Regions from separate parts of the Homo sapiens genome. Here region 1 is linked to region 2. A link is an interaction called in ENCODE POLR2A ChIA-PET data of the cell type or tissue named here. Cell type or tissue: CD4-positive, alpha-beta T cell. All regions are shown on one strand. Each heading gives the region's core, and the rest is flanking DNA. Links, peaks and the distances in the headings are about the cores only. Region 1 overlaps MPRIP (myosin phosphatase Rho interacting protein). Region 2 overlaps COPS3 (COP9 signalosome subunit 3).

Region 1 (15,556 bases), core at 9,009-13,008, 100 kb before region 2:
GCAGGACGTTGGGGTTGAAACAGGGCTCTGTAGAGGGACTTCTTATCTATCTGGGTCAGTCTTGGCCAGACCTAGGCAGCAGCGGACTGTGGTTCCTTCCTCACTCCTCAGAGACAGGGTTCTGAGCAGAGGCTCCCAGAGCGCTTTGTTCTGGTAGTTATCCTGACAATTCTTGCCTGTTCTCACTCTCACTCCTTGGAATAATACAAACAGACATCAAAGCTAGCTTCTGCTCAGATGGCTGTAGAAAAGAGAGCACCTCGGACCAGAGATAAGGTGACCCATGTCTCTGTGGGGCCAGCCAGGTGGGCTGTAGATGGCAGTGCTGTCTCAGGCTGTTCCTCAGGGCCCAGGTGTGTCTGGGCGGCACAGGTGGAGGAAGGACAAGAGCGCTGTGCCTGGGCGCTGCCCCCCTGTCTGCCATCCTGCTTCTTGTGGGGGAATACAGGTCAAGCCTATTCCTGGTGGAGAAATGGCCTGAGGGTCTCAGCGGGGCTGCAGCTGCTGCTTCCTCAACACCGCACGTCTCTGTTTCCCAGGCTTCCTGTGGCTTCTGCAAGAACTTTTGAATCAATTCTCCTTTCAGCCTTCCCTGCAGATGTTTCCCTTCAAATAAAATGTTCTGTGACTCTTCATCTGGGCTTGTTTTCTGCCTCCCAGATAGGCCCTGTGCAGTGGGCCCTGTACAGGCCGGAGCCCACACTGCTCACAGGGCAATGAGACCATACCTTCTCTCCTGCCAGCCTGCCAAGCCCAGCATCTCCTTCCTCAAGGTCGCGTGTGCCTACAGAAGGCTGGTTGCAGGCAGCACCCACCAGGGTGAGGGGGCTGCACAGGCTTGTCTGGCAGGTGGAGAAACCCCTTTCCTGGTACCCGCCTCATCTGGACAGAAATACTGGCCCCATCAGACACTCATGACACTAGAAGAGTTTCCTCTGAGCTGTTCTTTTTTCTCCCTTTCTCAGCCCGACCTGCTGAATTTCAAGAAAGGCTGGCTGACTAAGCAGTATGAGGACGGCCAGGTGAGTGTGCAGGGTTGCCGTGGCCCCTGAGGGATCTGGGGACAGGGTGAGGGTGAGCTGTCCTTGTCCCCAGCCAGTCTGCAAGTGCTGGCTCCATGCCTTCCTCCTCCATGCCCCTTGTCTTCATGACCAGGGCTGTGGCTGAGACTCCCATCTGCTCCTAGAAGTGCAGGCACACAGCCTTCATTTCTGCAGTGGGGGGTGCTCTGGAGGGGCACTCGGTAGGCCTGTCTGCTGATGGCAAGCGGGTGTTGGCCCGGCCTTAGGGATGCCTTGTAACACTAGCCCCCACCTGGTGATCTTTCCTAAAAGTTGTTTAGGGGCCTGGCTTCCCCAGGGACAAAGAAACTCTCTGGCTGTGGGATTGGCTTGTGTTTCCATGCAAGCCAGCCAAGTAGACAGTAGCCTAGCACTGCAAGACTCTCATGCCAGAGACCCCTCAGCTGCAGTGGCAGTGTTAGCCCTGGAAGGAGCAAACATGGTACATTCTTGCCATCAGACTCAAGCAGGAAGAGCCATCTGAGGCTGGACCTGCCAGCCCACCTTGACCCTGTGCCATGGGCTGGAAGGCCAGGCCTCCCAAGGAGGCATGAAGAAAAGCCTGCTGGGTCCTTACCTAAGAGGCCCTGATGCCTAGCCCATCCTCACTCCCTTCCTGCTTCCTGAGCTGCTATCCCAAGACATCCTCTTTATTTCTCCTCCATATCAAATGCCCTTGGCCTGGCATGAAGACTCAAGTTCCCTTCCTTACTGCTCACAGTGAAGACTTGGTCTCTAGCTGGTTAGTTACCCCTGCTGGTTAGGAGGCCACATGGCCATGGCTTGCGGGCTGCCACCTGCAGGTGGAGATGCCATTTCACAGCCACCTTTCCGTTCTGATGGGCCCAGCCTGTTGTCTGCAGCCTCTGTAGTTACTGAGGACCGCACGGCCTGGCCACCAGCCACACCATTGGTCATAGAGCCCACAGCCAAGGCCTGCTCAGCTGTCTGTGCTGCCTCTTCACTGGAGGGTCACAGCTTAGTGAGCGTCCTGAGGGTGTGAGCGCATGGCTGCCTGCAGTCCGAGCAGAGTCCTCTGTATGCTGTCAAGGGAGGGGCCAGCCTGTCCCCTGCTTTCCCTGTGCTCTGGGAGGGCCCCACAGGCTCTGGCTGCGCACCGCCGTGGCGTGGCAGGCATGCTGTATAGGAGTTGGTAGTCGAGTCATTTTTCTTTTCTTCCCCTTTAGTGGAAGAAACACTGGTTTGTCCTCGCCGATCAAAGCCTGAGATACTACAGGGATTCAGTGGCTGAGGAGGTGAGTGTCTGGGCTTTGCCTCTGCTGTGGAGACAGCTGGAGGGGTCCAGGCGGCATCTGGGGCTAGTAGATCTGCTTCCCCCTGGGCTAATGTCCCCACTTCTGAGGACAGCGCCCTTCGGTGGTGTTACCTTGCCGAAGGTATGTCCATGTTGCCCTCTTGGGTTTCCCAGTCCCGACCTGGTGGGAAGGTGAGCACAAGACCAGCCTTTGTCCTTGTGATCATTTTCCTGGCTGTGATGCTGGGCTTCGTCAAGGCCTTGAATTAAGTGCCCAGTGCAGTGGGTTTGGGCAGCTTTTCTTTTCTCTGTTCTTTGAAAAACACTGAAATTTGAAAACTCAGGATGAACAATTTTGTTTTTTCCACAAAGAGATTTCATGGTAAATGGAGTTGGAAGAATTGAACTACATCTTGTGCCCTGCCTTCTGGACAAGGACAGGATAGGATAGATGAGCTTTTTTGGGCCCCTGGACAGTCCTGATTCTGTGGTCAAGGACCAAATAGAAGGGGTTCTTTTTTTCTTCACCTACAAATAAAATAACCTCTTCTAAACAGTTTGGCAAGTCTCCTTTGCCTTTTCCCCAGTAGTTTCACTCCAGGAATCCCTCAGATAACTCCCACATGTGGAAAAACGTCTGTTTCAGGTTAGTCATTCCCACACGTTTGTAACAGCCAGATGATTGGAAAGAGCCTAAATACCCATCATTAAGGGCCGGGATATGTATTAAATACTCTGAGCCAGTCTTTACAGACTGAAGGAGAAAAGGTGGTAGTGATAAGAAGTAGGGGTAGGAGAGTGTGGGCGGTGGGCCTCTGGTGGTGTCCAGCGTTGGGGAAGTAAGGAGCCTATGTAAGTGTTTGGTTGCATGTGCATAGAAGAGCACTTCCGAGTGTGGTCTGTAGACCTCTGGGGGTCCCTGAGGCCCTTTCAGGAGAGCAGTGGTGGTTAAAATAATTTGTAATATTAAGATGTCATTGACTTTTTTTTGCGTGTGACCATCTGCACTGATGGTGCAAAAGCAATGGGAGGTAAAGCCACTAGCACTTGGCACAGCCCCATCTGTAGCAACAGGCTGGACCAGTGGTCACTGGATTCTTCACTGCCATACATTTTAAATAATTAATCGTTTTAAAATAAATAAGGTCCTTGAAAGAGCAGCAGAAGTTACTAATTTTATGAAGCCTCAATCTTTAAATGCCCATCTTTTTAATATTCTGTGATTTGAAATGGGAAGTAAGCATCGCCTGGCTGCATACTAGAGTGTGCAGGCTTTCTCATGGAAAGGACTTGTGTGATTGAGTTGCCAGCTGAACTAGCAGCTTCTTTTGGAGCACCACGTTTACTTGAAAAACAACTGATAGGCAAAACTGTGGTCATTAATTTTGGGTGTTTGGCATATATTTTCATGAAAATGAACCAAGTTGGCTCATTCCTCTAAGGAAAACAACTGACAGAATTTGTTGCCAGTGATATAATTTGAGCTTCCAAGCAAAAATTAGAACTTGGGAAAATTTGTATTCACCATCATGAACTTCCCTTTACTTACACTCTCCTGATGAAATAGGTGGTGGTATTAGCAAAGGCGATATTTTAATATTACATAATGAAATGTGTAGACAATTGGAAGCTGTGCATAACAATATTTTCCATGTGACCAGTACCTAATGTTACAAAAGCATGCCTGGGTTTTAATGTAACACAGTACAGAGAGTTCATGGGCATGATTTCAGATACCACATTGCAGTTAACCTTTAAGAGCCTACTGCTTGTCAAAGAACAGCCACAACTACCTGAAAAAGCTATTAAAAATACTTCCTTTGTTGTCCGGGGGCGGTGGCTCATGCCTGTAATCCCAGCACTTTGGAGGCCAAGGCAGGCGGATCACCTGAGGTCAGGAGTTTGAGACCAGCCTAGCCAACATGGTGAAACCCTGTCTCTACTAAAAATACAAAAATTAGCTGGGCTTGGTGGTGGTCATCTGTAGTCCCAGCTACTCGGGAGACTGAGGCAAGAGAATCACTTGAACCCGGGAGGCAGAGGTTGCAGTGAGCTGAAATCGTGTCACTGCACTTCAGCCTGAGTGACAGAGCAAGACCCCATCTCAAAAAAAAAAAAAACTTCCGTATTGAACAGATGGAATGCAGAAACAAGAATCCAGCTGTCCTTTCTGAAGACAGATGTTAGAGAGATTTGCAAAAATTCAAAGCAATGTGACTCTTATCACTGATTGTTAAATCAGATTTTTATTTTAAAATGAATTTATTTTATTCTCAAATGAACAAATATATTTAAATTTTACATTTATATTAATATATATTTTCATATATATTTAAATGTATAAAATATATTTTATAATATATTTTAAAATATATTTAAATATTTTTAAATTAAAATTTTTAAAATATTTACATTTTAATTTCTAACATAGTAAATACCATCAATAGATGAAATCCACCTAACAGAAGCTCTTCTAGGGCCACCAGTTTTTAAGAGTGTGAAGGGATTTCAACAGCAGCATGTTTGAGGACCACTGGCGTGGACTATCTTTGGCTGGATACAGGGACAGATGGTGGTGTGATTGCACCCAGTGAGGGGCCTGGGTCATGCAGTAGTAGGATAGACGGTGTCCTCACTTGTCAGTGTGTATACTATTAAAAGTAAAGTCAGTGCAGAAAATCACTTACGGAAATTTGCTCATCTAGGCATTGGTTCTACTTCCTAAAAATCTCAAGACATTCTCACTTCCCTCGGCAGGCAGCCGACTTGGATGGAGAAATTGACTTGTCCGCATGTTACGATGTCACAGAGTATCCAGTTCAGAGAAACTATGGCTTCCAGATACATGTGAGTCCAGGGATGGAAGTGGGGCCACAGGCTTGACAGGCAGGGATGCATGTCAGAGTGCCTAATGTCTGGGCTGGGGGCACTTCTGGACAGGCCTGATGCAGCGTGTATGGTCAGCACTTAGTCTTTCCCACTACCCTTGACACCTCTGTCCTGTGGCACCTGACCCTATTCCCCAATTTGTGATGTGAACAGTACATTAGACGTTAGTATCTTTTTTCTGAAGACTGCTTAAAGCTTTTTTGTTTCTGAAGGTTCCTTTTTTCTTTTGTTTTTTGTAATGCTGGAGTTGGGGCAATTGGAAGGATGTGGGGTATGGGGAATAAGAATGAAAGTGTTAGTCAATTATTTACATCCGCTTTTTACTCACTTATTCATGTGTTTGTTCATTCATTTACTTACAAGGCTATTTTTTCCCAAAATCTTGTGAGGTACTCAGATGAGCAAGGCATTGCACTGTTCTCAAAAAAAAAAAAAAAAAAAAAATCTTATTGGTAGGACAAAATGGTTCTTATTGGCTGTTTCTTCAAAACTGTGTGGATCAAGGACTGCCTGCAGTCAGCCAGACTCCAGGTTAAGAGCACAGTCCTCCTGACTGCCACATCTGCCTCCATTTCTTTTTTTTTCCCCCAAGACAGGGTCTCACTCTCTGTCCAGGCTTGAGTGTAGTGGCACAATCATGGCTCACTGCAGGCTCGAAATCCTAGACTCTAACGATCCTTCTACCTCAGCCTCCAGAGTAACTGGGACTACAGGTGCATGCCACCATGCCCAGCTTATTATTATTATTATTATTATTATTATTATTATCATTATTTAGAGAGACAGGGTTTCACCATGTTGCCCAGGAGGGTTTTGAACCCCTGGGCTCCAGCGATCCACTTGCCTTGGCTTCCCAAAGTGCTGGGATTATAGGCATGAATCACTGTGCCCAGTCCTGCCCCCACTTCTGACACCAGTTGTGAGTCCGGAGGTTTCCAAAACCACCTTCAGTTTCAAAAATTCACTAGAATGACTCACAGGATTCAGGAAAGTACTGTCTTTACAATGAGTTTTATTATAGAGAAAGTATGTAAGTCAGAACCAGCCAAGGGAGAGCCATGTGGAGTAGAATCTGGGACTGGGGGAGTCACAGATGCCAAAAGTTTCTGCATCCTTGGGGACACGGTGTCCTCTTAGCCCTGATGTGGGGCAGTGCGCAGAGCATTGCCCGGAAGCCCACCTGAGCCCCGGTGTTGAGTTTTAGGAGGCTCTGTAGCTGCTGTGGTTGATGGAGTTGTTGTCCTCATAGTTGAACTCCACCTAAAGCCCTTCCCGCCATGGTTGGCTACTTTCACATGGCCCAAACCCCAACCCTCTGATTTAATGGGTTTCCTCTAATTTCCTGCTTCTGGCCAGGCCAGCCTCTACCCTGAGTTGTCTTGTCAGCATGAAGTGTTAGGTGGGGTCCCAGGGTACCACCATGAGTAACAAAGACTCTAGTCATTCAGGAAATTCCAAGGTTTGGAAGTTACCTCCCAGGAGCTAGGACAGAGGCCAGGCCTCTCTTTGGGTAAAGTTAGTTCGTCACTCGCAAGGGCTTTAAGATGGGTGGAGAGTGTGATGAGTAGAGAGCTGCCCCCATGGGGCTGGGCCCTGGCCCTGGGACTTGGTTCTCACACAAGGCTAGACTCTGGTGGGCTCACCTGTAGCAGGGTCATACCTTCAAATTTTGGGGCCCAGAAACTCAATTTTATTGCTGTGTTGAGAGTTGATCCAGTATTTGGGGCTCACTCAGTTTGGCCCAACTTAGAGGAGACTGAAGTATAGACCCAAAGGCCAGTGTGTTCATTTACTAAGAAAATCCTGGCCGCCAGCCCACTGGGCTGCTGGCTGTGGCTTCCTGCGTGCAGGCATCTGCGAGAGGAGCTGAGTCACAGTTGGAGGCTACACTGACAGCCTGGCACCAGGGCCGGGTGTGAGTTGTCTGCTCTTAGTGGCCTGCACTGCCCAAGTTTCAAGGCTCCTCTGTCCTCATCCGCTGTGGGAGGGGTAGGCGGGCATAGTGCCCGGTGAGCCTCCTCTCCTGCCGTCCACCTCCCATCTTCATGAGCAGCTTTCTCCAGGCAGGGCACACCTGAAGTCTGAGAACTCACCCCGCTCTCCTAGTGACAAATGAGGGCATCAGCCACTCTCACCCACTGATCAACCCCTCCTCACTTCACCCTGGTAGGGCTTATCCTGATGACTTTCGGTGATCCCCAACTACTGAGAGTTCTAAGGAATGAGGAGATGCTTCCAGTGTGGAGAAGGCTTCCTGGGGGAGGCTTCCTGGAGAAGGATCCCTCAAGGCTCAGCAGGAGGGATGAGTGTGAAAGCATGTCCCAGACTGGACTCCAGACCTGGTGGCACAGAGAGCACAGAGCCAGTCTGGGGCTAGAGTGCTGGGTGGAGAGTCAGGTTGGCGCTGGTCCAGCCTTTGTGGAGAGCACTGAAGGGTGTTAGAAGATGCCAGTCAGTTGTGCGTTCATGATACATGTCTGGCGGGACATGCAGGTCCATTAGAAAGGAACCAGGCTGGCACGGTAAAGCTGGGCAAGAAAGGAAGGAGCAGCACCTGGGAGGAAGAGGTGAGGGCAGGGCCAGGACCTGGCAAGAAGGCCCCGCCCACTGAGAAGCCAGCAGAAGAGCTGACTTCACAGAAGCAGGGGGATCCCCTGGAATTCCGGCTGTGATCCATTTGAGGCATGATGGGCTCTCAGAGAACATTAGGCAGCCGCTGGGAAAGAAAATTCAGCTGGAGAAAACAGCTGTATGTGGAGTGCTGAGGCCAAACTCCAGCAACGCCCACACCTGGGGGTGGAGAAGGATGGACCCAGGAGAAGGTGGTACCCCCCCAACTCAGCTCACATGGATATGAGAACTGATGAAGGAGGACCGAGCTGGGCAGTGGTGGTGTCTTGATCGGGCATGTGGAGGGGCAGGTCAGGTCCCTCCCAGCTGTGCTTTGTGGCACGTCAGGCCGGTGCGTGATCTCCTGTTTTGGCTTCTGGCCAGGCCACTAGCACCCATCCGAAAACCATCCTCATGATTGCATCCTGCCGTCAGCTTCCCTACTGACCTGGCTGCTGAGTCTGCTTGTGAGCAGCTCTCGGTTCAAGGCTGCAGCCCTCGCTTCTGTTGGGCAGGTGCCTGTAGGTGCAGAAGCAGGCCTCCAGCTCCATGCAGGCCACTGGCCCTCCCCTGCCTGGTACCCAGGCAGGTCTGCTCAGGGGCGCAGTGGTCATGTCCCAGAGCCATGTGCTCTTTGCTGCTTTGTCCTACCTGCTGCCCCGTTCCTCGCCCAAAACAGGCTCCTCCCCTGCTACCTTGCACAAGCACCGAGGACAAGCCCTAGACTCCACCTCATCCAAGCAGGAGTCTAGGGCTTGTCTAGGTGCTCCCCAACCCAACCAGCCAGACGCTGTTCATACCCCTTTTGTTACTTCTGAGCTGCCCTGTCCCCTGCCATCACCTTAATTCTCATCACTTGGACAGCTGCAGTAACCACCCAGCAGGTCTCCCTGCCTTTTCTCAGTGCCACCAACAAGACCCTGATACCCCTTGTTCTTAACCACTCCCTGGGCCCATCATGCCATGTGCCTGTGTGAGTGCAGACTGCAGGTGCCACTCCCCACGCCCAACACACACGCCCTTCCGGATTCCCCACCTCCACCACTGCTCAGCACATGCTGATTCTGCCCTTCCCCCGAGGCTGGGAACTCCTTAAAGAGGGGTGCAGCATCCTCCTCTGTCTGAGTGGACAGGCTGCTGGTGCGTAGTGGGTGCTCAGTAACTGTGAGCTTGTTACTGAGAGAAGATACCGGATTTACCATTGCCACAAATACACGTCCCTCCCACAGCTTTGACGTCTCCTGCTCTCCAGCTCCCTCATGTCCCAGTAGTGGGCACATGTGGCACTCCTAGAAGGGTCACCCAGTCACAGCCTTTCTCCCTGTGGGACTTTACCCAGTGCAGGGAGCTTCTTTGGAGATGGAGGGCAGCAGGCACCCTAGGGGACAGTCACTGATGGTGCCTCATCTTTTCTCTGTAGACAAAGGAGGGCGAGTTTACCCTGTCGGCCATGACATCTGGGATTCGGCGGAACTGGATCCAGACCATCATGAAGCACGTGCACCCGACCACTGCCCCGGATGTGACCAGGTAGGATGGTGAAGACACCAGGGAGCCCTTTGTGCCTCTTGTGGGTGCCACTCCCGCCAGGGCAGTGTCAGACTCAGGTCTGAAGTCTGAGACCTGAGCTCAGTGCATCCCAGTCTGCTGCTCCTTCCTTCCTGTGTCCTTCTGTTGCTCAGGTTCCTGTCCCAAGTAATCAGAACAAACATTTCTGGTTCTTTTCTCTTGTAAGCCCAAGCGTTTCATCTTGCAGGTAGCATGTGTGCTGGTCATTAGAACTGGGCTTTGGTGGAGAATCTTCCATCTGTGTCAGCAGGCACTTGGCCAGACCAGCCTGAGCCCCGCAGTCGGTGCTCTCAGGCCTTGGGCTCTGCTGCTCTAAGGGTGGCCCCATGTGCGGCATCCATAGGCCACCCAGTGCTTCTTTGTCTTGGCCTTCTTTTCACCTCACTCCTACGTCTGTTTGATTTCTGTGCAGCCAATTTGAAAAACCCTCTCCTGTTTTTGCATTCTGTGGTTCATGTGTCTCAGATTTTGCTTTGGGCTTTTTTCCTCCTGCCCTGAAGGTTAAAGACCTAGTTCTCATTTTAAAAGATGGAGAATCAGAAGACTCAGACATATCTAAAACAAAACAAAACAAAAAAAGCAGAGAAGATTCCAGTGTGGGGGCTGGTCCTTTGATGGCCAGAACTCTGCTGTCCCCACCTTCAGAGCCTCCACGCATCTGAGCACCTCTGGTGCCATTTCTCAGGTCATGTGATGTAGATTACATCTCGAATGTGTTTCTTGTGCTGTGGGTTAGGCTGCTTGGGTGTGGCAATGTCACAGCGGGGGCTGTCCATGGAAGCTTTGACCTAAAAGCGTGTTCTTTTTTTTTTTTTTGAGATGGAGTCTTGTTCTGTTGCCTAGGCTAGAGTGCAATAACGTGATCTCGGCTCGCTGCAACCTCCACCTCGTGGGTTCAAGCAGTTCTCCTGCCTCAGCCTCCCAAGTAGCTGGGATTACCCACCACACCCGGCTAATTTTTGTATTTTTAGTAGAGACGGGATTTCACCTTGTTGGCCAGGCTGGTCTTGAACTCGTGACCTCAGGTGATCCACTCGCCTTGGCCTCCCAAAGTGCTGAAATTGCAGGCATGAGCCACCACAGCCGGCCTAAAGGCACATTCTGTATCCAAACCTTTGCCTTCTTCCTGCGGACTCCACACCTCTTTACATAAGAAGGAAAGAACTCCTAAATTGATTTCTTTATAGTCCTCTTTTCTGTGTCTGTCATTTGTTCATGACTTCATTTATTAAACAAACACTGTCTAGTAAGGCCAAGAGGCCGTGACCGGGACAGGTTGCCCTCTGTCTCTCAGGATCCTATGCAGAGAGCTGGCTTGTTGTCTAGTGACAAGTCCTCTTTGTGCACAGCCAGCAGGAGGCACCCAGAGCTGCAGCAAGCTCTCCCACCCTCCAGGGGCCACATCCTGTGGTGGCCTCAGCTACTGCTTCCATGGCTCTCCCATCAGGAGCAGACACCCAAGCTTGACAAGCTAAGTGCTCTTTTCCAAGCACCTTTAGGAAGCCACCAGAGCAAAGTGAGAAAGGCCTCAGCTTCTTTGCCCAAGCTATTGGCAGCAGACAGAGCTTATCACGGGGGTCCAGGATGGGGAGTGGTGGGCAGTGCATATGGGTAGCTGGCCTGAGGTCCTCTCCTGCCCCTCTTCCCAGCCAGGCCTGGGCTCGGTGCTGTAGATTGGCAATCCTGTCTGGAAGAAGTCAGCTTTGGGATGTCCCAGGGCAGATGTCAGGAATGCACCTGTGCACATGCCTGTGCCTGCACACAGCTCAGGAGAGGCGCCTCCACGCTTGAGTGCCTGCTTCCCTGCGTGCAGGGGCTATGGGCCCAGGGGAATGAATGAGGAGACAAGGGTTTGGCTCTCACATGAAAGTTGACCTGGCAGTTGGCCTCCTGACTAAGAATTACTTCATAACCTAGCATATCTGCATAGTCTGGTAGAGTGCTCACCCTCCACCAGTTTGTTTTCAGCATTTATTCTTCCTCTGTGTAGGCTTTTATTATTTGAGGAAAAATGTGAGTTTTTTAGTGCTGCCAGGCAAAATCTCAAGGAGGCATGAAAACAAACTGCAGTCTCAGAAGCTGCTGTCCTCGTCCTGCTCTCATCGCCATCTTGAAGTCCTGGGGTGGGGAAGTTGCAGGGTGCTTCCCGCCTTTGGCACTAGAGGAGCCTTGTGGGGAGGTTTCTCCTAGGGAGTGCGGCCGGTTCTGGTGTGGCTGTGACTTTGGCGGCTGTCAGGGCCAGGCTGGGGGCCTCCATGCATGCCCTGCCCTATGTGTCATCCTGACACTCTCCATGGCCAGGAGCTCTTAGTTCAGTGACGTCACAAGATCTGCCCTGTGTCGTTTTCATCCAGATGTTAGCGTGCTCTTACAGTGGACACCTGCAGATCCTGTTGCTGTGAAGCACTTTGCCTCTCACTCGATTGCTGCCTGGACAGGTGACCCTTGCTCCAGGTGGTGACGGCAACCATTTCCTCTTTTCCTTGGTTCTCTCTCTAAAGACTCCTTTCCTTTTGGCCCTAATTGAAACACATGTGCTCCCTGGAGCTCCTCCTTGGGCCCTCACTGTCCTCAGGTGGGCTTGCAACTGCCTTCTGAGGGCCTGGGTGAGATTAGGGGCCCCTCAGTCAGCCTCGGACCAGCTGGCAGTCTGTGGGGCCTATCTCTAGAGTCTACAAACCTTTGCCTCAAACACTCCCAGCCTCCTTGACAAATTGCCATCAGCAATGTCCCTGTCCCTGCCCTACTGCAGACGAGGCCTCCCCAGGAATCTCTGCTTCTAGCAGATGGGGACTAGACATGGATTCCTCAGGCAGACCTGGCTTCACTCCACTTACTGCAGGGCAGGTAGCAGCACCATGAGCACGACCTGCGCAGCTCATGTCCCGTTGCTGGCTGCCGCTTGCCTGCTCAAGGTGGCAGGTAACCCAGTGTCCTTCTCCCCTTCTGCCTTCCTCTCCAAGCCTCTGGCTACTGCATGGTGTGAACTCGTGGCCACCTGGGCCTCCTGTTTCCCTCACCCTTAGGAGGTCCCAGTCTTTCATACTGATCCATCTGTCATGCCAGCAGCTGGATTGGGCTTTTAAAACATAGATTCAGGCTGGGCACAGTAGCTCACGCCTGTAATCCCAGCACTTTGGGAGGCAGGCGGATCACCTGAGGTCAGGAGTTTGAGACCAGCCTGGCCAACATGGAGAAACCCCGTTTCTACTAAAAATACAAAATTAGCCAGGCATGGTAGCGCATGCCGGTAATCCCAGCTACTTGGGAGGCTGAGGCAGGAGAATCGCTTGAACCCAGCAGGCAGAGGTTGTGGTGAGCCGAGATCGCGCCATTGCACTCCAGCCTGGGTAACAAGAGTGAAACTCCATCTCAAAAAAAAAAAAAACAAAACATAGATCTGATCACGTTACCTGCTTATTAAAAGGTAAGCCCTTCTAGAAAGTGCTAGTTTTCCCTCATTCTGTCACCACTGTCCAGTCCAGGGGTGCACAGGGCCCAGGCCTCACCTGGCAGGTACGGTGGCTGTGCCCAGGTGCAGCCTAATGTAGTTCTTGGCCCTGAGCAAGGCAGGGCTGGCCCGTCCTGCCTCTGAGGCTGTGGGAGTCCTGGGACTCCCCTGGCTCCATACCCTGGCAACGGGACCACCACAGTGAGCCCCTCACAGCCTCTTCAGTCAAGGGACCCCCCCAGTGTCATTATGTGGGAAACCTCAGCTTTCTGAGGCTCTTTTCCCTTCCTTTCCCCTTCCCCTCCCCGTCCCCCTCCCCCTCCCCCACTCAGAACCAGTTTGGGAAGGGATGTGGGGTAAAGGCAGAGTATTCCTGTCCTCCCTGCACTTAGGAAGCTGGGATTAGGATAGAAAAAGGATGTGGTGCTCACAGGGGCTGGGTTGTGGCTCAGCATTGCCAGCTTCTGCCTGGCAGGCCACACCAGAGCCGCCCCTGACAGGCTATGTCCATCCTCCTGCCCCACAGCTCGTTGCCAGAGGAAAAAAACAAGAGCAGCTGCTCTTTTGAGACCTGCCCGAGGCCTACTGAGAAGCAAGAGGCAGAGCTGGGGGAGCCGGACCCTGAGCAGAAGAGGAGCCGCGCACGGGAGCGGAGGCGAGAGGGCCGCTCCAAGACCTTTGACTGGGCTGAGTTCCGTCCCATCCAGCAGGCCCTGGCTCAGGAGCGGGTGGGCGGCGTGGGGCCTGCTGACACCCACGAGCCCCTGCGCCCTGAGGCGGAGCCTGGGGAGCTGGAGCGGGAGCGTGCACGGAGGCGGGAGGAGCGCCGCAAGCGCTTCGGGATGCTCGACGCCACAGACGGGCCAGGCACTGAGGATGCAGCCCTGCGCATGGAGGTGGACCGGAGCCCAGGGCTGCCTATGAGCGACCTCAAAACGCATAACGTCCACGTGGAGATTGAGCAGCGGTGGCATCAGGTGGAGACCACACCTCTCCGGGAAGAGAAGCAGGTGCCCATCGCCCCCGTCCACCTGTCTTCTGAAGATGGGGGTGACCGGCTCTCCACACACGAGCTGACCTCTCTGCTCGAGAAGGAGGTAATAGCCTGGGACCAGATCCCCACCCTGCTCCCAGCAGCCTTTCCAGAGCATCAGCTGTGCCCAGCTGTGGCCTGAGGGGTTCATCTAGACAGTCCTACCCGCGAGGGACTTGCAGACCCCTAGGGGAGACAGACGCATAGATGAGTCCTCATAGTTGAGGCAGACCTGAGAGCTGTGGGAGCGTGCCAGTGCATGCAGGGCAGGGAAAGGGGCCTTCCAGGCACAGAGGAATTCTTCCGATGGTGGGGGCCCCTGCCATTGAGAGGCAAGCGGCGTTGCAGGGCCTAGATGGTTTCCTCGTTCTGACTCCCGATGGCAGGAGGGGCGCGAGCAGGGCAAGGCTTTTGCATTACGCAGCCCTGGCTTGGACAGGTCAAAGCTGTAGGCAGAGACCAGCCCCAGGTGCTCTTACAGTGGCTTGGGGACGGCCGATCAGATCTGAAGCCAGGGGCATCCAGCAGGAGATGACAGCTGGGTCCTAGGTCATGAGGATATGAAGCAGAAGACAGTGGTGAGGCAGGGTAGGCTGTGGATGAAGGCTGCCCTGTGACTGTCACTCCTCCACGAGGCCTTCAGTGCACCTAGGTACATAGATGAACAAGCTGGCCCCCGAACTATAAAATAAGATGTTCTTTCATGGAAATGTATGCAGAAATCCAGTCTGCAGAACTTCAGTGGTAGATTGACATGTCTGGGCAGGGAGTCTCGTAGCTGGGGAGGTGTAGCGTTACAGTTTTTGTAGAACTCCCTGTTTCACTCTCCATTTAGGGACAGTTTTCAACACTGTGTTTCAAATGTGTTCTCTTACGTAAGTAGCTTGTTAAAGATTTGCCACTTGGGTATGCCTCAAGCTTCTCATCTTTTTTGTATTTTATTAACTGTATGAGGCTGAGTTACCACCAGCACTAATACTTGTACTTTTTCATTTTCCTCATCCATTAACAAGTAACAAAGGCAAGATGAAATAAAATAACAGTTGAAACTCACATTACTTCAGGCTACCAAAATGGGCCAGCCAGCAGGCGACACACTGGCTCAACAATCTGGGGGGTCAGTCTTCACTGTTTAAAAGTCAGGGGTCGGCTGGGCATGGTGGCTCACGCCTGTAATCCCGGTACTTTGGGAGGCCGAGGCGGGCGGATCACAAGGTCAAGAGATCAAGACCATCCGGCCAACATGGTGAAACCCCGTCTCTACTAAAAATACAAAAATTAGCTGGGCATGGTGGTGCATTCCTGTAGTCCCAGCTACTTGGAAGGCTGAGGCAGGAGAATCACTTGAACCCAGGAGGCAGAGGTTGCAGTGACCTGAGATCGCACCATCGTACTCCAGCCTGGCGACAGAGCGAGAGTCCATCTCAAAAAAAATAAATAAAAGTCAGGGGTCTCCCCGCCTCTCACAGCACAGTCTGTCAGCACCCTGGGCGGCACTGGCCTGACTGTCCACCACACACACAGCTCCATTCAGCACGAGCTCTGGGAGCAGGTTGGGTAGCCCTGCACATGGCCAGGCATCAGGAGGCACCTGGGAGGTGTGTAGGGAAGAGGTGGATGGATGAATGAGTAGCTGAAGCTGTTGAAAGCAAGAAGAGTGTAAAATAGCTTACTCATGGGTATCCACA
Region 2 (15,556 bases), core at 6,181-10,180:
CTCCTGATCAATGTTATGAAGCATGGCTGGGTTATTATATTTTTCAGGGTTATCATGGAAACTGACCATACCGTCCTTCTGGTTAATACTTGCAAAAATCTCACCATCTTCTATCTGCAGAAAGAAAAAAAAAAAAATCAGGAAAGCAGTTTAGACCTGAATGCTATATGAATAGTCATCCAGTATAATCACAGAAAAGCATGGAAGGCAACATGGATATAAATAAACTTGTATATTTTTAAGCGCCATCTGTTTATCCAAGTATTTATTAAATACCTACTATTTGCTAGGCACCATTATAGATGCTAAGAGGTGTAAAACTGATACACACAAAATCCCTGCCCTTGCATTTTTGTTATTGAGGTGAAGTCCACACAACATAATTAACCATTTTATTTATTTATTTATTTATTTATTTGAGATGGAGTCTCGCTGTCCCCCAGGCTGGAGTGCAGTGGTGCGTTCTTGGCTCACTGCAACCTCTACCTCCGGGGTTCAAGCAATTCTCCTGCCTCAGCCTCCCAAGTAACTGGGATTACAGGTGCCCGCCACCACACCAGGCTAATTTTTTTGTTGTTTTTTTTGAGATGGCGTTTCGCTCTTGTTGCCCAGGCTGGAGTGTAATGGCACAATCTCGGCTCACTGCAACCTCCGCCTCCTGAGTTCAAGCAATTCTCCTGCTTCAGCCTCCTAAGTAGCTAGCATTACAGGCATGCACCACCACGCCTGGCTAATTTTGTATTTTTAGTAGAGACAGGGTTTCTCCATGTTGGTCAGGCTGGTCTCCAACTCCCGACTTTAGGTGAGCCATCCGCCTCGGCTTCCCAAAGTGCTGGGATTACAGGCGTAAGCCACCGCGCCCAGCCATTTTTTTGTATTTTTAATAAACACGGGGTTTCACCATGTTGGCCAGGCTGGTTTCGAACTCTTAACCTCAAGTGATCTACCTGCCTCGGCCTCCCAAAATGCTGGGATTACAGGCATGGGCCACCACATCTGGCCTACCTTTTTAAAGTGAGCAATTAATTGGCATTTAATGCATTCTACAATGTTGTGCCACCACCATCTCTATCTAGTTCTGGAGCATTTTCGTCACCCCAGAAAGAGGCCCTAGGCCCATTAGCAGTCCCTCCCCATTCCCTCCTTCTCCTCCCAGCCCCTGGAAACCACCAATCTGTTCTTGTCTCGTATGGATTTGCCTTTTCTGGATATATGAATGGAATCATATACTATGTAATCTTTTGTGGTCTGGCTTCCCTTAGCATGATGTATTTGAGGTGCCCTTGCATTTTTCAACATCAGCTGCACTGAAATATAACTTACATCGCCTTTTTTTTTTTTTTTTTTGAGATGGGGTCTCGCTCTGTTGCCCAGGCTGGAGTGCAGTGGCTTGATCTCTGCTCACTGCAACCTCCACCTCCTGGGTTCAGGGGATTCTCCTGCCTCGGCCTCCTAAGTAGCTGGGACTACAGGTATGTGCCACGATGCCCAGCTAATTTTTTTTATTTTTAGTAGAGATGACGTTTTGCCATGTTGGCCAGGCTGGGCCACTGTATTTTAAAAAGTAAAGCCTAACACGTTTTCTTTTCATCCCAGTGGAAACTATCTTCCGATTCTTCAAGAAAACTTTACTACCACTGGGGATTCCAAGGTAGATTCAAGGTCTATATATTATTTATTTGCATCAGTTACTGGGGAATTATTTGACTGATCCTCAAAGCCAAATCCTGCCCATGAAGTTAAAAAGTGAGATACCAATAAAAGTACAAAACAGGTATTTTATTCCTAACAAGATGTTCCACACGGTGATAATAACTTGTCCATTTGTTAGCAGTGAAACTGCTGGCCTACTTGTCTCTAGCTTTGGAAGGGATAGATGCTATTTAGTGAAACAGTAACCAGCCCAATACATATTATACAAAATGCATAGTTCTCTATGTGATCACAGAGAGCTGCCTCTTTAAGCAGATGGAATGTATCTAAGCAAAATTTGGACCTACCTTCACCACAGCAGCACTATTCATAATAAATTAACCAGAACTGGAAACAACCCCAATGTCTAACTATTTATTTATTTACATTATTTGAGACAAGAGTCTTGCACTGTTGCCCAGGCTGGAGTGCAGTGGCGCAATCTCAGCTCACTGCAAGCTCCACCTCCCAGGTTCATGCCATTCTCCTGCCTCAGCCTCCCGAGTAGCTGGGACTACAGGCATCTGCCACCACGCCTGGCTAATTTTTTGTACTTTTAGTAGAGACGGGGTTTCACTATGTTAGCCAGGATGCTCTCGATCTCCTGACCTCATGATCTGCCCGCCTCAGCCTCCCAAAGTGCTGGAATTACAGGTGTGAGCCACCATACCCGGCCTATTTATTTATTTTTTTGGAGACGGAGTTTCGCTCTTGTCACCCAGGCTGGAGTGCAATGGTGTGATCTCCAGTCACTGCAACCTCCGCCTCCTGGGTTTGAGCGATTCTCCAGCCTCAGCCTCCCAAGTAGCTGGGATTACAGGCGCCCGCCATCATGCCTAGCTAATTTTTTTTGTATTTTTAGTAGAGACGGGGTTTCACCATGTTGGCCAGGCTGGTCTTGAACTCCTGACCTCAGGTGAGCTGCCTGCCTCAGCCTCCCAAAGTGCTGAGATTACAGGCACCACGCCCAGCCTGTCCAACTAATTAAAATGGAAAGGTGTATCAAACACTGGAACATTGTAGCCCTGAAAACGAATGAACTACGGCTACATACAGCATCATGCATGACTCTCACAATGCTGAGCCAAAAAACCAGATTCCCAGAAAGAATGTGCTGTGTGTTTCCTTCTACATCAAACTCAGAAACAAACAGAACTAAAATAGGATGTTAGAAGTCAGGATGGGAGGCCGGGCACGGTGGCTCATGCCTGTAATCCCAGCACTTTGGGAGGCCGAGGTCAGGAGATCAAGACCATCCTGGCTAACATGGTGAAACCCCGTCTCTACTAAAAATACAAAAAATTAGCCAGGCGTAGTGGTGGGCGCCTGTAGTCCCAGCTACTCGGGAGGCTGAGGCAGGAGAATGGCGTGAACCTGGGAGGTGGAGCTTGCAGTGAGCTGAGATCGCACCACTGCACTCCAGCCTGGGTGACAGAGCAAGACTCCGTCTCAAAAAAAAAAAGTCAGGATGGGAACAACCTTTCTAGAGAGGCACAGGGCTGGAAGCAGACACAAGGGATATTTTCCGGGTGCTGGTCATATTCTGTTCCTTCTTCTAGGTGTTGGAATCTTTGTGAAAATGTGTTTAGCCGTACACTTAAGTGTACTTTTCCAATGTTTACTTTAAAAAACAAACAAACAAAAAAAAACCCTGGTCTCACAGACCTTTCATTCCAGAAGGGTTTCTCAAGCCTGGCAGTCCTGACATTTGGGGGCAGATAACGCTTTGGTGTGTGGGCTGTCCAGGGTACAGATAACGCTTTGGTGTGTGGGCTGTCCTGGGTACAGATAACGCTTTGGTGTGTGGGCTGTCCTGGGTACAGATAACGCTTTGGTGTGTGGGCTGTCCTGGGCACTGCAGGACGTTTAGCAGCATCCCTGGCCCGTACCCATTAGACGCCAGTAGCACCCCCATCTGTGAAAACCAAAACTGCTTCCAGACGTTGCCTAATGTCTCCTGGCAGACAAAATCACCCTCAGAGGAGAACCACTGCTCCAGAGCCTGTCAGGGTGTCTGGGCTGGTTAAGCAGGGCTCAAAACTCACACCCACTTTGACCCCGCAACGCGTTGCTAGCTAGTATGTCCTGTCTGGTGTCATAACCACTCATGTATTTCTTCTCACTCGCCACTGAAGAGGGAATTTCTTGGGGAAAGCGTCTATAGCTTATTCTGTGTAACCCCTGTGGGGTTACCAAGATGCTCTTAGCAGACACAAGTCATAGAGGTATGGTTTTGTTTGGTGTGTGCATGTTTTGAATGGTAGGTTGAAGCAAAAAACCCTTTAGAACACTTGTAAATTCAACTATCAAAATGAAATACTCAGCTGGGTGCAGTGGCTGTATCCAGCTGTAATCCCAGCACTTTGGGAGGCCAAGGTGGGAAGGTCACTTGAGGCCAGAAATCTCAAGTTATGCCTGGCCAACATAAAGAGACCCTGCCTGTACAAAAAATTTAAAAATTAGCTGGGTGTGGTGGCACACATCTGTAGTCACAGCTACTTGGGAGGCTGAGGTGAGAGGATCATTTAAGCCTAGGCAGTCAAGGCTGCAGTGAGCCATGATTACGCCACTGCACTCCAGCCTGGGCAACACAGGAAGACCTTGTCTCAATCAATCAATCAATCAATCAAAATACTCCAAATTCTGAAATCATACAAGGGGTCATATGAAGCTTTGCCTGTCCTGAGCTAAGGACACAGGTTTTCAGTGAACTAAAACCAGATCAGAACTATGTACTTATGTAACTGAATAGGTAGGTAGATTACAATACATCAATGTGGTGGGTTATCATATAGTCATTTAAATGATGCTTATCCAAATCAGGAGTGGTTGCCTGGTTGGGGTGGGGCTGAGAGTGGGGAAATGCAACTGGCAGGTGATAAAGAGGGAGTGTCAGGGCACTGGTGCTATTTCATTTCCTAAGCTGGATGCTAAGTCCTGGGTGTGTGCTCTGGCCTCCTTTATGTCAGTGCTGCTTATGGACCAAAACCCTCAGTGACGGAAGAGGCTAAGTCAGAATGTCAGTCAATGATGTCGCTAAGCACACTGTGTAGTTCAGCAAACATTGTTCAGCAAGATTTCTTGCTGCAGCAGTTGCTTGATGTACGTACTGGCAAAAGCTTGTGATCTCATCACAGATAAGCAGAGGAAGTAGCCCTACCTTATACCTCTTTGTATACCAAAAATATTTCATGAGGGTTATGAGGTTTACAAAAATTCTGATAATGAAAATATGTAAATATAGCCGCCTGTAATACCAGCTACTCGGGAGGCTGAGACAGGAGAATTGTTTGAACCCTGGAGGTGGGGGTTGCAGTGAGCTAAGATCACACCACTGCACTCCAGCCTGGGCAACAAAGCGAGAGTCCGCCTCAAAATAAAATAAAAGAAAATAATAAGGAGTACAGGGCTGGGCACAGTGGCTCACGTATGTAATCCCAACAATTTGGGAGGCCTAGGAGGGCAGATTGAGCCTAGGAGTTCAAATCCAGCCTGGGCAACATGGAGAAACCCCATCTCTTCAAAAAAATACAAAAATTAGTCAGGCATGGTGACACATACATGCCTGTAGTCCCAGCTACTTGGGAGGCTGAGGTGGGTGGATTACTTAAACCCAGGGAATTGAGGCTGCAGTGAGCCGAGATTGCACCACTGCACACCAGCCTGGGCAACAAGATGAAGCCATCTCAAAAAAAAAAAAAAAGGAAGCACAAATAGGACGCAAGCCTGATGTGTATATCATATGAGCACACTAAAACTAGAAACTATAAGGAAACAGACCAAATTGTCAATAGTGGTAGACTTTGGAGGCTCCCCCCGCTTTTCTCCTTTTTAATATTTTCCACAATGAACATCTGTTACTCTTACAGTAACAAAAATCCAGTAATTAATTTTCAAAAAAATGAAAATCAAGGCCAGGCACGGTGGCTCATGCCTATAATCCCAGCACTTTGGGAGCCCGAGGCGGGCAGATCACGTGGTCAGGAGTTTGAGACCAGCCTGACCAACATGGTGAAACCCCATCTCTACTAAAAATACAAAAATTTAGCCGGGCATGGTGGCGCATGCCTGTAGTCCCAGCTCTCGGGAGGCTGAGGCAAGAGAATCACTTGAATCCGGGAGGTGGAGGTTGCAGTGAGCCAAGACTGTGCCACTACACTCCAGCCTGGTGACAGAGCGAGACTCCATCTCAAAAAGAAAAAAAAAAAAAAAAAAGAAAAAGAAAAAGAAAATCCACTTACCATGTGCAGAACGTATTTCTCTGCCTCCTGAGGTCCAGACAACTGCACACGACTTGCCATATCTTGTAATGATAGAGTTAAAAAGGTCTGAAAGTCAGAAGCAGAATTAGTCACAGGTAGGAACAACGAAGGAAGGACATTTTATTAAATGTGTACAGAGCGGCCAGGCGTGGTGGCTCATGTCTGTAATCCCAGCACTTTGGGAGGCTGAGGTGGGCAGATCATGAGGCCAGGAGATTGAGACCATCTTGGCTAACATGGTGAAACCCTGTCTCTACTAAAAATACAGAAAATTAGCTGGTATGGTGGTGCACGCCTGTAGTCCCAGCTACTTGGGAGGCTGAGACAGGAGAATCGCTTGAACCCAGGAGGCGGAGGTTGCAGTGAGTGGAGACTGAGCCACTGAACTCCAGCCTGGGTGACAAAGTGAGACTCTGTCTCAAAACAAAAAACAAAAAACAAAAAAAGAATTAGCCAGGCGTGGTGGCATGCGTCTGTAGTCCCAGCTACTTGGGAGGCTGAGACAAGAGAATCAGAGAATTGCTTGAACCCAGGAGGTGGAGGTTGCAGTGAGCTGAGACTGCGCCACTGCTCTCCAGCCTGGACGACAGAGCAAGACTCTATTTCAAAAAAAAAAGTGTACAGAGCTCTTCCCATTGATGTACAGAATAGATTTGTGTAGATGACTTAAAACTGATGGGCGAGGGGTGGTGGCTCACACCTGTAATCCCACCACTTTGGGAGGCCGAGGTGGGTGGATCAATTGAGGTCAAGAGTTCCAGACCAGCCTGGCCAACATGATGAAACTCCACCTCTACTAAAAACGCAAAAATTTGCCAGGCATGGTGGCAGGCACCTGTAATCCCAGCTGCTCAGGAGGCTGAGGCAGGATAATCGCTTAAACTTGGGAGGTGGAGGTTGCAGCAAGCCGAGATCGCGTGATTCACTCCAGCCTGGGCAACAGAGTGAGACTCCATCTCAAAATAAATAAATAAATAAATAAATAAATAAATAAATAAATAACTGATAGGCTGGGCACGGTGGCTCATGCCTGTAATCTCAGCACTTTGGGAGGCCCAGGCGAGTGGATCACGAGGTCAGGACATCGAGACCATCCTGGCTAACGTGGTGAAACCCTGTCTCTACTAAAAATACAAAAAAAAAAAAAAAATTAGCCGGGCGTGGTGGTGGGCACTTGTAGTCCCAGCTACTTGGGAGGCTGAGGCAGGAGAATGGCGTGAACCCAGGAGGTGGAGCTTGTTGTGAGCCAAGATCACGCCACTGCACTCCAGCCTGGGCAACTGAGCAAGACTCTGTCACAAAAAAAAATAAAAAAATAAAAACTGATGAACCCAGTGGTTTGTCAATTTCCTAGAGGAGTAATGAAAAATAATTTTATATATATATGTAAACTGAAAAGGAATCCAAGGTATGCACATCATTATGAAGATTTTCATCTTTTGAATTTTGTATTATAAATGTATAATCTATTAAATATAATTGAAAAAATAACATTCATCATTCAAAATTCAAAGTTAACATTTTTAAACAAATGGGGGAGTTAAATAAAAGAGGCTACACACTTGTGATGAGGGAAACCAGTGTTTACCACTGCTCTCTTGGGATCTGATGAAAATGACCCCTTTCAGAAACATATTAAAAGAGCTCTATTCTTAATGGCAGCTGGTAATATTTACAACAATGGCATTTTCAGAGCTGGGCATATTAAAACCCTCATCTTGAAAATTCCTTTTTTTTTTGAGATGGAGTCTTGCTCTGTTGCCCAGGCTAGAGTGCAGAGGCGCAATCACAGTTCATAGCAGTTCAAGGGAACCTCCTGTTTCAGCCTCCTGAGTAGCTGAGACTACAGGTGTGCACCACTGTGCCCAGCTAATTTTATTGTTTTATTTTTTGTAGAGATGAGATCTTACTTAGTTGCCCAGACTGGTTTCAAGCTCCTGGTTTCAACGTATCTTCCTGCCTCAGCTCCCCAAAGTGCTGGAAGTACAGGGGTAAGCCACTGTGCCTGGCCATAAATTCTTGATGAGCCAATAATTTTAAAACCTACATATACTTTAGTTCAGAGAATAGTACCCAAGAAATTGAAATTACTGCTAACTTTAAGAAGTACACAAGTAGTTTAACACAAACAAAGACTCAAAAGTCAACATTCTAGCCTGACCAACACAGTGGGATCCCATCTCTACAAAAAATGTAAAAGTAGGCCAGGCGCGGTGGCTCACACCTGTCATCTTAGCACTTTGGGAGGCCAAAGTGGGCAGATCACTTAAAGTCAGGAGTTTGAGACCAGCCTGGCCAACATGGCGAAACCCCGTGTCTACTAAAAATACAAAAATTAGCCAGGTGTGGTGGTGTGCACCTGTAGTCCCAGCTACTCAGGAGGTTGAGGCAGGAGAATCGCTTGAACCCAGGAGGCAGAGTCTGCAGTGAGCAAAGATCGCACCACTGCACTCCAGCCTGGACAACAGAGCGAGACTCAGTCACAGAAAAAAAAAAAAAGAAAAAATACCAAACAAACAAAAGAGCAGGGTCAAGAATAGCACGTAGAGTATGACCCCAATTACATATAACTGGGAGAGTCTATGCATACACATAGAAAAGAAACAGAGAAGAGGAACCTAGAAAAACATCTACTAGGCCGGGCGTGGTGGCTCATGCTTGTAATCCCAGCACTTTGGGAGGCTGAGGCGGGCGGATCACGAGGTCAGGAGATCGAGACCATCCTAGCTAACACGGTGAAACCCCGTCTCTACTAAAAATACAAACAATTAGCCAGGTGTGGTGGCGGGCACCTGTAGTCCCAGCTACTCGGGAGGCTGAGGCAGGAGAATGGCGTGAACCCGGGAGGTGGAGCTTGCAGTGAGCCGAGATCGAGCCACTGCACTCCAGCCTGGGAGACAGAGCAAGACTCCGTCTCAAAAAAAAAAAAAAAGAAAAAGAAAAAGAAAAAGAAAAACATCTACTAAAATGTTAACACAAAGTAATATTTCAATGGGAGAGGTGGCAGATTTAACCCATCCCCAGCTGCCTTCCATCCCAGCCATGCCATCACCTACTGATACAGTCTACCTGTTGAGACTTCTTTGGATTTTCTAGTAAGAAAAACTTGGCTAGAAAAATCCTTTGATGTTTCCCCGTTCTTTTCATTTTAGCACTGGGACATCATGCCAAAAATGGAGCAGCCACTATCACAGATGTAACCTTCTGACTAGCTATGTCCTTTAAAGACACGGTTCCTGCCCACCATACCTTATGGTAGCCCTCCCCAGGTCCCTCTGGCAGGCAGTGCTTGTGAGCTCAGTGTACCACAATCCACCACTTCGTGTCAACATACGAAGGACCCAGGACCTTGATGACTTTGTGAGTCACTACCCCAGCCCTGGAAAGACCATTTCGAGTTGAGACTCTTCCTGTTTGATCAAAAAAAAATTTTTTTTGAGACGGAGTCTCACTTTGTCCCCCAGACTGGAGTGCAGTGGTGCAATCTCGGCTCACTGCAACCTCTATCTCCTGGGTTCAAATGATTCTCCTGCCTCAGCCTTCCAAGTAGCTGGGATTACAGGTATGTGCCACCACGCCCAGCTAATTTTTGAAACCGTTATTTAATTTTCATTTGCTATTTTGCAATTTAACATCTTTTGTAACATGTACTATCTTTTATGTTTGTTAGCATTTGGGTTCTTTTATCTAAACTTCAATTACTAGTCACAAACAGAGTTTGTGTTTTTAATGGCAGCTGTTTTTTAATGGCTACCTCTTGATGGCAAAAGACAGAAATTTACTTAGAATGGTTCTGTTGGCACTTGGGCCAAAAAGAAAATTTTATGGAGAGAATTAGGCTGCTTGTTATTTAAGTCTCTTAGATCCTGGTCTTTTAAACCTGTAGGTCAAGCTGGTTTTTCTGGCTCACAAGTTACACTGGTTTTGATCTTTGACTTGATTTCTCTTTCACGTTCTTCATTTTTCTCTCATAAAAATTAACTTTTTACAAATTCACTACTGATTTCCTTCTATTCTAGAAGCTATGGCTAGTCTTTCTAGAGTATTTGGAAGGATTCTTTTTCTTGCCCATTGACCCTCTCCTCACCTTCCTTCCTCTTCTCCTTAGGATCCTTTATCCTTGTATGAGGTCTGCCCACCTCAACGGCCACCCCGACCCACCTCTCTTCTCTAGCTTCTCCATTGGGCTAGGGGAAGTCACCTCTCCCCTAAGTCCTCACGTAGCCAAATCCATCAGCCTTTTCCATTGCTGGGTAGCCTAGCAAAAAAACAGCTACCCTATTCTGGTTCCTTGGCTCGTCCCCAACCATGCATCACCATGGCTGACACAAGGCAAAGGATGTGCACAGGAACAGATGCACTGTGTTCTCAGCAGCTGTGAACTATGCATATCTGGCCAGACTTCCCAAGAGAAAAAAGCAATCCTCTATTTGTTGAGCTACAGGATTCCTGTAACTTGCAGCCTATACCTTCCTAAAACACAAAAAATTTCATTTTTCATTATTTTTCTGTACTGTTTGAACGTTTGACATTAAGCATATTTTCTATAGTCAAAACCTAGCAGGTTATTTTCATCTTGACAATAAAAATTATAGAATTGGCTTACATCCTAGAAGAAAATAAAAATTATATAATTGGCTTACATCCTAGAAGTCAATTGCACAAAGTTTGTACAACCCTGGCCTAAATGGTAATGTCCGAGTAGTACTATGTTCACATAAGGTGTTCTCATTGGCTGGGTGCGGTGGTTCATGTCTGTAATCCCAGCAGTTTGGGAGGCCAAGGCAGGTGGATCACATGAGCACAGGGGTTCGAGACCGCCTGGCCAACATAGCAAAACCTTGTCTATACAAAAAATACAAAAATTAGCTGGGCGTGGTGGCTCACACCTGTGGTCCCAGCTGCTTGGGAGGCTGAGGTGGGCAGATCACTTGAGCTCAGGAGGCAGAGGGTGCAATGAGCCGAAATCACGCCACTGCACACCAGCCTGGGCAACAGAGCAAGGCACTGTGTCAAGAGAGAAAAAAAAAAAATGTTCTAATAGAGATCAGCACAGACAGAACAGACAGGTTGCAAGGCTGGTGACAGTGCACTGAGGTCTGCATCATTAGCATCCCTCATCTGCCCTGCTGGAGCTGCTGACCTCTCTGAGGCTGCCTTTCACTGTCTCCCAATGTAGCCTTGTCTCCTACCTTTCTTCCTCTTCACCTGCTCCAAATACCCTGCTCTAGCCCTGAAAAGACCAAAGGTATACATCAAATTCTTTCTAAGAAGCCAATCACAAGAGAGTTCTCTCTCAGCACAGAAATCCTGCCATGCTTTATCCCTGTACCTGCTTCCTCAGCTCTGAAAAGGGAGAGAAAGGGAAACATGGCCCCCAGGGGGTCAGGAGCTGCCCTGTGAAGGTGGCACTTTCCTCACCTTTGTTAGCCTCTGAATATTCTTCTTATAAAGAGATGACAAGCATTGCTTCACCAGCCCCATGTTGTTATCGCGAGTGAAGGTTTCACTGTGCTTATTCACCAGGTTTCGGAGTTCTGAGGGGTTGTTGGTTGAATACACTTGTGCTAACTCGTGGTATGCATTGCTAAGAGGCTAAAGATGCAAAGGAGGGAAAAAATTCAGATTAAAACTTCAGAAGAGGCCAGGTGTGGGGACTCACGCCTGTAATCTCAACACTTTGGGAGGCCGAGGCGGACAAATCACCTGGGGTCAGGGGTTAAACACCAGCCTGACCAACATGAAGAAACCCCGTCTCTACTAAAAATACAAAATTAACTGAGCGTGATAGCACATGCCTGTAATCCCAGCTACTTGGGAGGCTGAGGCAAGAGAATCGCTTGAACCCAGGAGGTGGAGGTTGCAGTGAGCCAAGATCGTGCCACTGCACTCCAGCCTGGGCAACAAAGCAAAACTCCGTCTCAAAAAAAAAAAAAAAACCAAAAACAAACAAACAAACTTCAGAAGACTCAAATGTGTATAGGAAGCAAAAACACACTTACATACTATTTTTTAAGCAAGTATATCCCATATTGTCAGGTAACTACACACTGTTACCCTACAAATTATAATTTACCCAAAGCAAATGCCTGGTTTTTAAGACCAGGGATAGAAAGTCACTATGGAGTAATTCATTTTCCACAAAATTTTGTACTACAGACCAAGTAATAACACAGCAGGTGAAAACCCACTGAATTTAGTGAAGGCACACGTCTTCATCAGTGCTTCTGTTTTTCTACTGATAAATCATATAGAGAAGAAAGGAGTCAAAACATTCATCATTCCCAACTCTCCCTCTCTCTTTCTCACACCTCACCAGATGCAACAGGACAATCTGCTACTTCTGCTAGCAAGAAGGAAGACAGGGCCGGGCATGGTGGCTCACGCCTGTAATCCCAGCACTTTGGGAGGCCGAGGCGGGTGGATCACGAGGTCAAGAGATCGAGACAATCCTGGCTAACACGGTGAAACCACATCTCCACTAAAAATACAAAAAATTAGCTGGGCATGGTGGCACACACCTGTAGTCCCAGCTACTCGGGAGGCTAAGGCAGGAGAATCGCTTGAACCCGGGAGGCAGAGGTTGCAGTGAGCTGAGATCACGCCACTGCACTCCAGCTTTGGTGACAAGAGCAAAACTCCATTTCTAAATAAATAAATAAATAAATAAAATGAAAAATATAACAAAACAAAATAAAGGCCAGGCTCAGTGGCACACACCTGTAATCCCAGCACTCTGGGAGGCAGACGCAGAAGGACTGCTTGAGGCCAGGAGTTCAACACCAACCTGGCCAACATAGCGAGACTCTGTCTCTAGGGAAAAAAAAAAAAATCAACTGTTATAGGAGCTTAAACATCTATAGCTGTAAGTATCTAGAGCACAAGTTTGAAAACGGGTTCCTGAGAAATATTCCATTCCAATCAGGTAATGAGAATGTGTAGCAGACATTCAATAAATGTCTGCTCACCTGAAGCTGCTAGGAGAGCTAAATCAGTATAAAACGAAGTTACAGAACTGTATCATTGCAATTTCTTTATATACTCAACATGCTCACGTAAGAAATCAGTTTTATGTAAAAAACTTACCTTAATGAATCTACCCACAATTTGAGATGTATATTTTGGTAGCTGTTGTACTTTGCCAAGTAATATCAAAGACACTAAAATATACTTTTTATATGATTCCAACATGATATGACTGACCGCCATGGCAGGAGTAGTTATAGCCTAGGCAAGAGAAGAATGCTTGCTGTAAAGAGAACATACCACAGTAGCAAACAACAATCAACCACATGTATCACATTAATTATAAGTCAATAATACTTTTTAAATGTCCCATTATTTTTATAACAGCCTTATTGAGATAGAATTCATTTTATTTTTATTTATGCATTTTTTAGAGACAGGGTCTCGCTCTGTCATCTAGGCTGGAGCGCAGTGATGTAATTATGGCTCACTGTACCCTCAAACTCCTTGGGTTCAAGCAATCTTCCTGCCTCAGCCTCCTGAGTACCTGGGACTATAGGAGTGGGCCACCATGCTTGACTAATTTTAAAATTTTTTGTAGAGGCCAGGCGCGGTGGCTTATGCCTGTAATCCCAGCACTTTGAGAGGCCGAGGTGGGTGGATCACGAGGTCAGGGGATCGAGACCAACCTGGCTAACACAGTGAAACCCCATCTCTACTAAAAATACAAAAAAATTAGCCGGGTGTGGTGGTGGGCGCCTGTAGTCCCAGCTACTTGGGAGGCTGAGGCAGGAGAAGGGTGTGAACCCAGGAGGCGGAGCTTGCAGTGAGCTGAGATTGCGCCACTGCACTCCAGCCTGGGCGACAAAGCGAGACTCCGTCTCAAAAAAAAAAATATTTTTTGTAGAAATGGAGTCTCACTATGTTGCTCAGGCTGACTCCTATGTTGCTCACTATGTTGTTCAGTCTTGTACTCCTGAGCTCAAGCAATGCTCCCACTTCAGCATCCCAAAGTGCTAGGATTACTGGCATGAGCCACCACGCCTGGCCACTTTCTTGTCTTTTTATTTTTGAGGACGAGTCTCTGTTACCCAGGCTGGAGTGCAGTGGCGCAATCCCGGCTCACTGCAACCTCCATCTCCTGGTTCAAGAGATTCTCCTGGCTGGGCGTGTTGGCTCATGCCTGTAATCCCAGCAATTTGGGAGGCCGAGGCGGGCGGATCACGAGGTCAGGAGATCAAGACCATCCTGGCTAACATGGTGAAACCCCATCTCTACTAAAAATACAAAAAATTAGCCAGGTGTGGTGGCAGGCACCTGTAGTTCCAGCTAGTCACGAGGCTGAGGCAGGAGAATGGTGTGAACCCGGGAGGCGGAGCTTGCGGTGAGCCGAGATCGTGCCACTGCACTCCAGCCTGGGCGACAGAGCAAGACTCCATTTCAAAAAAAAAAAAAAGAGATTCTCCTGCCTCAGTCTCCTGAGTAGCTGGGATTACAGGCGCCTGCTGCCAGGCCCAGCTAATTTTTGCATTTTTAGTAGAGACATTTTCACCATGTTGGCCAGGCTGGTCTTGAATTCCTGACCTCAGGCGATTTGCCTGCCTCGGCCTCCCAGTGTGCTGGGATTACAGGTGTGAGCCACCTCACCCAGCCTCTTGCCTTTTCTTTTTTTTTTTTTTTTTTTTGAGATGGAGTTTTGCTCTTGTTGCCCAAGCTGGAGTGCAATGGCACGATCTCGGCTCACTGCAACCTCCGCCTCTTGGGTTCAAGCAATTCTCCTGCTTCAGCCTCCTGAGTAGCTAGGATTACAGGCATGCACCACCATGCCCAGCTAAATTTTGTATTTTTAGTAGAGATGGGGTTTCTCCACGTTGGTCAGGCTGGTCTCGAACTCCCGACCTCAGGTGATCCGCCGGCCTCGGCCTCCCAAAGTGCTGGGATTACAGGCGTGAGCCACCGCACTCGGACGCCTCTTACCTTTTTAACACCCACTCATCCTGATATTTCAAGATCAAGTTTGCTCATGAGTTAACTATATTTGGCTACAGCAATGATAATGCATCCAGTGGCTACGAAGTGCATTTTTATAATTTTCCGAATGCGTAGTCTTAAAGAGAAGCCACCTTGAAGATTTAACCTGACTAGACACGTGCTTTAATGACACCATCTCTGCCTACTGGCACCTTATGGTGGCCCTCCTCAGGTCCCCTCAACAGGACACATCAACCACTCATTGTGGTATGGTTCAGAGCCACGGATGTGTGTACATGTATGCATGTGTATTATGTATTAGAATTCCAACTAAACCGAGCTCTCTGAAGGTTTTAAATATCCTTTATTACTTAATACATGCTATGAACTAAATAGGAACTTACGAACATCTAACTAATTTACCTTAAGTAAAGTGGTTTATTAATCAATATTGTGTATCTCTTTTTCAGAGTCTGAGTAAACCTCCAGAATATTCTACCAAATTGTGTACTATGTTTCATTACACAGACACAGAAAGGGTGGGAGGGACTTTTACTGTGTACTCCTTTCTACCCTTTAAATTTTGAATCAAGAGAATGTTTCACTGATTAAATAAAACTTAACAAAATACCACACATGGTTTTAGAATAAGACACAACCAAGAT

What was found. ChIA-PET counts read pairs that join two places held together with the same protein. Peaks named below come from ENCODE experiments on the same cell type or tissue, not always from the same donor. Only the 100,000 strongest peaks of a DNase experiment are listed, where the experiment ranks them.
Region 1: POLR2A ChIA-PET joins it to region 2 with 6 read pairs; 3 of 35 experiments call an interaction of 5 or more read pairs at or near these places.

The regions. Positions count from the first base shown.
Region 1 is chr17:17,145,071-17,160,626 of GRCh38, forward strand. MPRIP (myosin phosphatase Rho interacting protein) reads left to right here. Exons shown (of 24, transcript NM_001364716.4): 10 at 966-1,022; 11 at 2,249-2,317; 12 at 5,074-5,163; 13 at 9,236-9,345; 14 at 13,362-13,932. Among named protein-coding and RNA genes, the nearest start is that of PLD6, 53 kb to the right of the region's middle. RefSeq lists an enhancer at 5,271-5,350. In CD4-positive, alpha-beta T cell, for the core only: no CTCF peak of the experiment used is centred there; DNase peaks (open chromatin) are centred at 10,121 and 10,741; H3K27ac peaks cover 856 bases.
Region 2 is chr17:17,248,926-17,264,481 of GRCh38, forward strand. It overlaps COPS3 (COP9 signalosome subunit 3), which reads right to left. Exons shown (of 12, transcript NM_003653.4): 7 at 13,041-13,181; 8 at 11,376-11,549; 9 at 5,934-6,020; 10 at 1-114. Among named protein-coding and RNA genes, the nearest start is that of FLCN, 20 kb to the left of the region's middle. RefSeq lists a silencer at 2,265-2,367. In CD4-positive, alpha-beta T cell, for the core only: no CTCF peak of the experiment used is centred there; no DNase peak of the experiment used is centred there.